2 separate regions of the Homo sapiens genome follow, and region 2 is linked to region 1. The links are chromatin loops, found by intact Hi-C in ENCODE. Cell type or tissue: IMR-90. All regions are shown on one strand. Each heading gives the region's core, and the rest is flanking DNA. Links, peaks and the distances in the headings are about the cores only.

What was found. Peaks named below come from ENCODE experiments on the same cell type or tissue, not always from the same donor. Only the 100,000 strongest peaks of a DNase experiment are listed, where the experiment ranks them.
Region 2: a loop joins it to region 1, with 2.1 times the contacts of the local background. A loop is called at or near these places in 1 of 110 quality-filtered maps.

The regions. Positions count from the first base shown.
Region 1 is chr13:22,090,883-22,096,268 of GRCh38, forward strand. The region is part of intron 3 of LOC105370108 (a long non-coding RNA gene); the gene reads left to right. Among named protein-coding and RNA genes, the nearest start is that of LINC00540, 120 kb to the right of the region's middle. In IMR-90, for the core only: no CTCF peak of the experiment used is centred there; DNase peaks (open chromatin) are centred at 529 and 2,499; H3K27ac peaks cover 1,937 bases.
Region 2 is chr13:22,170,903-22,176,288 of GRCh38, forward strand. No RefSeq gene overlaps it. Among named protein-coding and RNA genes, the nearest start is that of LINC00540, 37 kb to the right of the region's middle. In IMR-90, for the core only: no CTCF peak of the experiment used is centred there; a DNase peak (open chromatin) is centred at 2,879.

The DNA.
Region 1 (5,386 bases), core at 300-5,299:
TAACTGGGAAGATAAACAGAAACTCCAAGAATATCTTATCTGCGTTGATCCACCAGTGTGTGTCTGTGACGGAGGCCTGAATTGTATGCTGCCATGTGGGTGGCCAGAGAGAAGGTGAGCCTACGGTGGAGAGCAGTCCTGTGGTAGGATGACAGGGAGGATGGAAGCAGCACTGGAGACCTGGGAGAACTGGGATGCCTGTTTGGAGAGAGGGTGTGGCGTTGGGCAGGTAGGTAGAGGGAAGGTCTCTGTTCAGCAGCATAGCACAGCACAGGGGACACGACCCAGAACTAGGGCCATGTGCTATGAACTGATGGGCAGCTCTAATTACTTTTCTAAATTTTGGGCCCAGTGACATTTTCTTTCCTGCCCCATGGGTCAGGTTGGTTTTAGAAGTGAGACATTTATTTTATTCTCCTTCAAAAACAAACTTTACATCATTGATCTGCCACTAAAAAATGTTTGTGTAAAATTCCTGCCTCGAAGCCAGTGCCTGTGACTCAGATGGCGTGCATTTCAAAAGTCTCTCAACATAATTTCACATAAAAAAGAAACATCTTACGTTGGGCCAACTCTGCTGAAACCAACTGCCTTGTATCACTAATATGTAGCTGGATTGATTCATGATGTACATCTTCAAAGACCTGGATAATCATCTTTGTTTGCAAATTCCTTATTAACATGGAGATAAATGCTATCATAAATTTGAACTTTTATATTATGAGCTGAATTTTTTGGTCTTTAAAATTTATTTCCAGAATATTCGATAGCATGACTCTAAGGCTGGATGGCTCTTTCCCAACTGGACACGGTTTGAGATTTTTTTGTCTCCTTTTTCTTCATGCGAGATGATAAACACTTAATAAGAAGATGGAACTTATGGAAAGTAGCCAGAAGAAAATAGCATTCTACCGATGGAATTCCACTTCAGATGCTGTGCTGGAAAGAAATCCTCATCCTGGGCTCCTTTTGCCTTTTGATGATGGCTTTAAAAACTGTGAAAACAGCGAAAGCCAAGTGTGTGGTCTTCAGCAATTTCGTAATAGTCTGTGCAGGAGACAGAGGGGGCGGTGGTTTGCTGGAAAAAATGATTAACTTTTTCTTTACGATGACAGAAAACAGTTGCAATTCAAAAATGCCGAGGTTTCTGCAGCCCTCCCTTTTGGCAAATTGTTAGGTAATCACTTCTTCCAGGTGGCACTTTCAATAAAGACCTTGGAAAGTCACGCCCCTTCCAGAGATGTCCTCAGGGCAGAGCCATTGTCAACTGGGAGAAACTTGTAGAATGAGTGAGGGCAGGGTTAGAGGAAAGGCTCTAAATTTTTCTTGTTGGGGGTAGCGGGGTAGATTTGCTGTTGATTTCCCAGAGTGGGTTCCCATGCCTCAGTCTTGGTCTAATGCGCGTTACAGTCTGCCTCTCAGCTTCTCCAGCAGAACCAAGGGAACCCTCCTCACATCCTATGATTATATTTGTTATTATTTACTTTAAGTTATCCCAGGAAGCAGCAGGCCCACCCTAATTGAGAGGTCTGTCCACATACAAGTCAGCTTAGTAAAACAGGTTCTAATTAAGTAATTACCTTGATTAAAATATACCAACCATTTTTACTTTTTAATAAACATTTCCCAAGACTGGATTTTATCCTGTTATTTTGGTAGAAATTTGTTTAACCTGGTGTGGAACTGGAACCCAGAGCTAACACTGTCCACCTGTGGATATGTGTGGTTTCCCTTATTTGTAACATGGAGTAGAAACATAGCAGATGCTCTGCAAGGTGCAGGAAAAGCCAGGTGCATCTATCAGGTCAATTCAAAGTTCCTTTTTGAGTACAGTGCTGGACTTAGGTCATGTAGAGGCATAAAAGCCAATTTAACTGTGCACAGTCCAGTAAGGGACAGACATTTGCAAAAGTATATCAATACATGATGCAAATGTTAAGCTAGAGTTACGCACAGGTGCTCTAGATAATTGTGACATTTGAAGGCATGTATTTTGACTACATTGGTCATTCCTGTGGTAAACTGACAAGGATTGAGCCCTGCTGAGGTACATGGTCCTTGCAGACACTTGAGTCCTGGATAGTATGCAAGTAGATAAAAGAGAATCCCTGTGACTCTACCCCAGTGACTCTACCCCAAGTCGTCAAGATGTGGGCATCACCTGACTCCATCTGGTCAGCCTCCTAGCAGAGGAGGCCCTTTTCTGTTGCTGAATTTACAACTGCTTCATGCCCATTGGCTCCTTGGAAATTCAATCCCAATTCATCTAAAACTCCTCAGGGTCAAAATAGTTCCTGAAAATGAATTTTGCTGAAGCTTGCTTTTGGGTGCCTGTGACTTCAAATCCTTATCCTCTGCATCTTCAAGATTCTGGTCTGGTTACTTAGGCAAATTTCTCAGTAGCTCTGGAAAATTCGCAACGATTTAAACCATTTTTTTTCTTTAGCCTCTCTGGGACCTATGACTCTTTGCATGTTGAGGTTTTGAATTCCTTTGCATGACAAATTCTCTGGTGGTTACAACAGAGAAGAAGGAAGAGAGGTGATCAGGGTCTCATGAGGAAAACCATACCTAGATAGTTTGCTCAAAGAGAGTGCTGTTAATTCAAAGAGGCTGGTCTTCCTGAGAGATTCCTTAACCCAAGGCAATTCAAAAGTTGGTGTTTGAGTGTGCGAGAGAGGCCCCATGTTATGAAGGCATGTCAGAAAAATGATTATGGCTGGGTATTAACTTGAGATCTAGGCTGTGAAAGAACAGTAGGTTTTTTTTTTTTTTTTCTTTGAGATGGAGTCTTGCTCTGTTGCCTTGGTGTGATCTGGGCTCACTGCCACCTTCACCTCCCAGGTTCAAGCAGTTCTCCTTGCCTCAGCCTCCTGAGTAGCTGGGATTACAGGCCCGCCCACCACAATGCCTGGCTAATTTTTGTATTTTTTAGTAGAGACAGGGTTTTGCCATGTTGGCCAGGCTGACCTTGAACTCCTGACCTCAGGTGATCTGTCCATCTTGGCCTCCCAAAATGTTCAGATTACAGGCCTGGCCAAGCACAGTAGATTTGTGACTTGCCTTTCATACATGGGAGGGTGACTAAGGGAAGGAGGCATGGGGGTGGAGAGAGGATGGTGCTGGAGGGAAGGTGGGCAGGTGGATAGAGTCATTTAAGACATGCAAGGAGCCCCTTGGCACTTAAGAGAAAAGGTGCCACACATCCCGAAAGCCTGGAGCAGGGGCACACTGTCTTTGGAATGTATTTTCGTTGACTAGATTAATCTGCTTTCAATTAGAGTATTTATAGACTACTTCCCCCACAAAGGCCTCCATGATTGATCCCAGCAACAGTATACTTTTGGCCTTTGAAACTTTTTTGAAGTTTTCTTGCTATACCTACCATACTGTAGCTAGTTTTATAGTAATGCACATAGTCTTTGAGCTACAGCCTCAGCTCGTTGGTGGGGCCCATGTCAGTTTTCTCCTAGGGTCTCCCATAATTCCTCAATATAGTCCTTGTAAGAAGTGCCCCATACATGTTTTTTGACTTGAGCCCTTGCCCATTCCTGGGAGTCCAGGATCCAGGCCAGACAGTGGGGTTAAAGGACTGAAACAAATCACGCTACCTCCCCCTGCACAATATTTTCATGGGATAAAAATGCCCTTAAGATGAACATCAAAGGCAACTCTAAAAGTGAAAAGTAATAACAAGGCTATTTGTTATTACTAAATTGCTTGTTTGGAATAAAGAAGGGGTACCCATTCTGCATGTGCTAGTGAGAGTGCTGGTTTATAGGTCAACTCTTAGGCACAGACTTTTCAGCACTTAAAAAATCGCCAGCTGAGCATCCCCTTCCACCTCTTCTACCCTTTGAATGTCATTGACCCACCAACACCACCACAGGGCTCTGAAGACTGCTCTTGTGATACCACAGATAATCAAACACACAACACGAGCAGTGGGGACACTCCTGACCGAGAGACAGAGTGCAGAGGACAGACACCCGGACCTGTGCCCAGTATCAAAAGCACTAACAGAGCGGCGCTTCCCGTGTTCACTGGACATGCAGTGTTCATATTAGGACTAGTTCTAGTTGGACATCTTGCTGTTTCCACATTTGTTTTAGTGGCTCTTCATCGTGTTTACATTTGTCTTATTTTTGGGCTATTTCTATAACCAAGTGACTATTTGATTAAGATTTATCCATTCCATAAATATGCCCATTTCATTCAACATGCTACCAACAAGTTTTTGGCAAGTCCTACTATGTGGCCAGTGGTCACACAGATTAAAGTCAAATTCATGCAGAATCCTGGCTTGCAGACAAAGTTTTTATCTTTTCTCTGCAATGACTCATCCTCACTTTCCAGAGGTACCTGGTGCAGCCATGGGTCTGCTCTCCCCATCTCCCATCAATATTTGCTCCTAGGGCAATCTCAGTCATACTTTTGAAATTATATGTTGCTCAAACTGTTTGTTTAAAAACATTTAAAACATTCAGTTAAGAGGCAAGTCTAAAACAGTGTCTCTGAGCATTCATTACATTAGAATAATGGAGGTGATTTGAAACAGTAGAGGTGGGGGTAAGGAATATGTCTGGCCCCTCCAGTCTGTGGATTTCTGTCTTTGCAGATGTGTAAGTGCAGATCTGCCCAGGACTGTCCAATGTTGGGGCTTCTTTCAAGAGCAAGGTTCTAGCGTCATCAGGAGATGGAAGAAAGTTATATTGATATACACTGTTACACAAAAGGTAGTATTTTGGATGCCAAGTATAAGATATTGCAGCAAATTCTGTGTCCTCTGTCTTCGGAGCCACCTACTATTTAACCGCTCGTGATCAAAGGCTTTTTTCCCTTTTTATTCTTGTGGTACTTTCTGGTGTCCATTCACCCTAGCCAGGATGAGCAGGTCTACCCAATAGCATTTTTTATTATAGACAGTTCTTCGTACATTATTGCACTTAACAGATTTACAGAGAGCACCTTTTTTGTTTTCAAGACTGAGATTATTGTTCAATCTTTTATACTTGTGTTGACTTACACTCTGTTGTAAAATTTGAAGGAGGGTAAATGCATAATCAGTTTTAATGACCTACGTTATGCAAGTTACAATCTGATTGGCAGTGAAGATAAGTTTAAATGCAAACAAATGGCAGATGTTAATCTCTGCCTCCTTAGCTTTCAGGTGGTAGGTGTAGGACACTTCTGGCTTGCAGTTCCCAGGTGATGCTTGCTTGACTTTGTTGTCAGCACCTGCATTAGTCCGTGCTTCATTGGTATAAAGAAATACCTGAGACTGGGTAATTTATAAAGGAAAGAGGTTAATTGGCTCACAGTTCTGCAGGCTGTACAGGAGGCGTAATGCTGGAATCTACTTGGCTTCTGGAGAGGCCACAGGAAA
Region 2 (5,386 bases), core at 143-5,142, 80 kb after region 1:
GTGGAAGTTTCAAGGAAGCGGGTTTGGGTTGAAAGAAATTTCTAACAATTTGAGCTATAGATAAAACAAATGATGTGTTCTAAAACACCGTAGGGTGTGTTCAAGAAAGGAATTTCTGCACCAATTAATCCATGGACGTTTGGATTAGATATCCTCTAAGAGAACTTTCAGCTCTAAGGCTCTGTGTTTCTTGGGGATGAAAATCACACTTTACACAAAGAGGTAGTTCGGTTTGCCATAACCAGTCACAACAGCCAACTTACAGATGTCCTGAGAAGCAAACTCAAACACTGCTTATGCGGACCTCTGAGCCCAACCCCTGCACGCGTCTCCATTTTCATCCAAGAATCCTCTCTTCCCCAGTGTCCAACTTTCAGCCTTCTTGGTGGTTCTAGATTTTTCTTTTTTGGTGAGAGCCATCATATAGGCCAATTCCTCTGCCTAGAATTTCTTCTTTTCACTTTTTCCTTAGCTGACTCTATGCCTCTCAACGTAAATGTCTCTCTTTCCAAAGAAGACATTCTTTTTCTTTTTCCTTTTTAATGTTTACAGGATCTGTGCGATGCTTTGTTGCATGTATACACTACATAATGATCAAATCAAGGTGATTAGCATATTCATCACCTCAAATATTTATCAATTAGTTGTGGTGAGAATATTCAAATTCCTCTCTTTTAGCTTCTTTGAAATGTACAGTACATTACTGTTAACTATGATGACCCTCTTGTGCATTAGAACACCACAACTTATTCCTCGTGTCTAACTGTAATCTTGGACCCATTGTCCAAACTCACCCCATTTCCCCTCCCCTTTACCCTTCCCAGCCTCTGATAACTTCCATTCTACTCTGTACTTCTATGAGCTTGCCTTTTAAAAATTCCACGTATGAGTGAGATCATAGTGTCTGTCTTTCTCTGCCTGGCTTATTTCATTTAACATCATGTCCTCCAGCTTCATTTGTGTTGTTGCAAATGGCAGGATTTCATTCTTTCTGACGGCTGAATAATATTCCATTGTGTATTTGTACCACGTTTTCTTTATCCACTTATCAGTTGATAGGTACTTTGGTTGATTTCATATCTTGGCTATTGTGAATAGTGCTGCAGTGAGCAAGGAGGTGCAGAGATCTCTCTGACATGCTGGTTTTATTTCTTTTAGATATATACCTAGCAATGGGGTTGCTGGATCATATGGTAGTTGTGTTTTTTTATTTTTTGAGAAATTGCTATACTGTGTTCCATAATGGCTGTCCTAATTTACATTCCCACCAATATTTGTTATTGTTTGACCTTTTAATAATAGACATTCTAACTGGAATATGGTGATATCTCATTATGATTTGGATTTGCATCTCCCTGATGATTAGTCATATTGAGCCTTTTTTTTATATATGCCTATTGGCAAGTTGGATGTCTTCTTTTGAGAGCTGTCTATTCAGGTCATGGGAAGCCATGCTTGATTCAGTGGTTAACTTCCTCTGTGAAGACCCTGCATGGCGTGGCACATTGCCTTTTTATAATACTCTTTACTCTGTTTGAGAATTATTTGTTCCCTGTCTGTTTTTCCTGTAGGACTGGAGCCTGTTTGAGGGCAGGAACATGTCCCTTGTTCTTGGCTGCATCGCCAGTTTTAGACATGTACTGTATACTCATGTATTGACATTGAATTTACTTTTCAATTTTCACGAACTCATATATTGTGTGTGGTAGCAGTGTGTTGCTATGAGGGATGATGAGCTGTGAAGATTTAGAAACTGGGAAGCTTTAAAAAATTTAAAGTTTTTAGTATCTTTACAAGGTTAAAGGATTTCTTTCTCATGATAACGCCTTTGGAGTTCTTAGAATAGCTGTCCACACGTAGCACCGTAATTCTTCACCTAACAGGAACAAAAATGCGTGGTCAGAATGACCTTATTTTTGCACAGAGTGAGCCTAGCAGGGAATAAAATGCTAATAGTGAGACCAGATGAAAAGGTGACAAATAAGTCAATAAATGACTTTGCACATAATTATCCTTGGTTTACTTCTTCTCAGCTGCAGTTGATCTCAGTTACCACCTTGAGAGTAATACCCATTCTTCTCCACTTTAAACTCTAATGACCTAGTCAGCTGACCAAACAGGAAAATGTTTGACTGTACCCTCTAGGAGAGAAATTTATAATACTTTATTGCAACCCAGTAATATTTACTTGTTTTATTGTCTGAAAAACTATTCTTTATTATTCCTGCTGTTTTTGCCTAGGAAAAGTTAGTTTTCTTTCTCCAAGAGACTTGCCATCTGTTGACAGGCATTCACACCAGTTGGCATGAAAGATCACGGAACAGCTTTCCTGGTGGAGTTTGGATCCATGTATATCATTTACAGTTAATTAGAGGTGATTTCCCTGAACTTCTTGGGTAGTTTTGAGACCAGATTGAGAGGAAGAGATTTTCGTTTCTTTGTGTTTGTGTAACCACATGAAACAGTTTGTCTCCTCCTGCCCATCCATCCCCTTTTTGCTGTAAGAAAATAACTCCAGTCTTGTGCTACTAACTCTCCTGATAAAAATTATTGGCCTTTTGTTAGGCGAAACAAACTAAACCCATGGCCCAGATTCATGGATAATATTTTTGGGGTTAACTGCTTACAGAGATCTTTAAAAGTTATTATTATCCAGAGAAGAGATAGCAATAATAGTTAGGGACCATTTTGTAGCAGTTACCACTGTCCTAGAAATATCAGCACAGAATTATTGATTTTCTAATGAAAAGAAGAGTAAGGCATACAAGTAGTTGTAATGTGTGTAGTGCAGAGAATAAGGCTGATCCATTTTCAGTAGGGAATGGGACTTCAGTTATTTTTCCAGGACTGATGATGAGTCTTTGATGAGTCATCCTTACTCTCAGCTGGTTACAGTCAAGTCAACAAATATTTCCTGAGAAATACAGAGGAGCACTGAGACAAGTATGGATTTTACACCAAGGATTTCTTTGGGAATGAAGGTACGAGCTTTCTGGGCCCGTGGATCTCATTGCATTGTTTGGGAACATATGGATTGGATTTGTGATGTTAGTCATATTAGCAAGATACTCAGGTCAACAGAGTCAAGAAGTGTGTGTGTGTCTAAGTCACATAATAGAACAATAAATTCTTTTGGTTGTCTTTTATTTTAAACATAGTGAGACCTTTTATCTAACAAAAGCCAGGTGTGCCCATGTATGCTGGTGGTCCTAGCTACTCTGAAGGCTGAGGTGGGAGGATTGCTTGAGCTCAGGAGATTGAGGCTGTAGTGAGCTGTGATCACTCCACTGTACTTCAGCCTGGGCAACAGAACAAGACTCTCTCTCAAAAAAGTAAAATAAAATAAAATAAAGCAGCAATTAGAGCATCCAAAGAGTGCCTCCAGATAGTCATGGTGAGAACAGGTCAGTCAGTTGGGAATTGATAACAACTGTGATGAAGGTGGCAACTGAGGTCAACTGCAGCAGTTTAAGCACTTTGGTAAACAATGCTTTAGATCCTATAGTTTGAGAACATTGCAGTAAAGTCAGTTAAGGGAAATAAATGAAATTGACCAGCGAGAAGATTGTTAAAATAATTGCCCTTGAGAGACAAAGAAGTCTATCTTCTGGAGGAGAAAGCTCTCTCCACAGAGTCAAATGTCTCCACTGAGACACTTCCCTGGTATGACTTCAGTTACCTGGAGGTGCTGCCTGTGGATGCTCTAATCTTGGGGTGGCTCTTTCCAAACTCCTGCCTGTGCACTCATGCATTCTTGCAGAAACCCACAGTGGCAGGGATTCCTGTCCTGTGCCGCACGTGCCTGTGGAATTCTTGTCTCTGGGATTGTCAGGCTGTCACATTTGATAAATCCTAGATTTGAAAAGGAAAAAAAGAAACAAAACATTTACATCAAACCAATATGCAACGGCCAGAGCTGAGAAGAAAAATGGTCCACCCCACTGGCCTTCTCTCTCTCTGCCCTCCTTTTCCTCCTCCTTCTCTTCTCTCTTTCAGCAAAACCTGGCAAATTCTTTCGAATTCAAAGCTGGAACAAGACTGCTTTCTCCCCAGCGCCTGCTCCTTAAGCCTTGGATGTTCGTGGCCCTACTGCACTGCTGAGCCTGGCAAAGGGAGAGGAGGTCACGCAGGACAAATTGAAGCAGTGAAGGGATATTTGGCACCAAATTTAGCAAGAAATCCTGCAATCCTGTGGGCCAGCTGAGTCCATTACTGTGTAGGATACATCCACGTGGAGCCTTTCTATGGCCCTCAAGGACAACTGATGGAGCAGTGGCAGAATGCCATGTGGTCTTAGAAAAGGCTTTTAAATCTCTTGTTCTTATTTTCTAAAGCTCATGCACTTTTTATTTTATTTTTTTAATGCTGGAAAATTTTGCTATTGGCCTTCCATTACCTAATTAAAATGAGAACAGTGTGTGAGGAAACTAGTGTGTAAGAAAAAAGCTCCTCCGCTCTTGAGCAAGTTGCACTTCCAAGCCCTGTAAGATGCTCCCCCTGGAGGGCGACTCACACCCGAAGAGTACCCCTCCCGACTTTGGTGATTTCAAGCACTTCAGAAGGAGCAACATTTGGTATGTCAAAGAAAGGACGTGCGAGAAGGGGAGAATTTTCCACAAAAGCACAGCTCGCTGCCAGAGAGCACACATGAGGCCTGAGCATTTGAGCAGAAACCACTCTCATATTTGAAAGAGCTGCAGCGAGGCAGAGAGAACTGGAGGAGAAGGCTGAAGAAGCCAATGTATTTTTCAGAATGTGGCAAAAGTTCTCTGTGGTAATCCTACCTGAGGCAAAAATATCAAAGCAGATTTAGACCTCCTTATTATGTTAAGCCAAATATGACCTTCACCTTCCAAGAAAGAAATAGAAAAAAAGTGAAAAAAAATTGGGCAGGAAACTGAAATCCCAATTTTTCATATGATCCAGTGTAGAGAACCTAAATCCTTTGTACTTTATATTCTCACTGTTTAAATGTAAATCGCATCATATATGGTCTGTGGGCTCTGTGACGGTTAAGAACGTCAAGTCACAGTTCTGCCCTCCTTCCTCCACTCTGGAGGGTGAATGCGTTTTCTCTGGGGGCAGCCTCCAGGGGGTGCTCCACACCGGGAGGAGGGCTGAAGTATCTTGTTGTCTACTGAGGGCTTTCAGACTTAGGGACCTAGGCCACGTGGTTAGGGGACAGGACCAGAATGGGAATGAGCCCTTTCCTTTTTGTCTTTCTGTTGATAGTTCCATACTATTAAGAGAGATACTATTAGGGTTGTCTCTTTTCAGCTCCCCATCCGCATATTTGCCTACCTTTTTTGAGTTCCTGCAGTGCTGCCTTTCTCCAAGTCCATATCTTGGATCTTGTTGCATTTCCCTCAACCCTCCACCCAGTGGT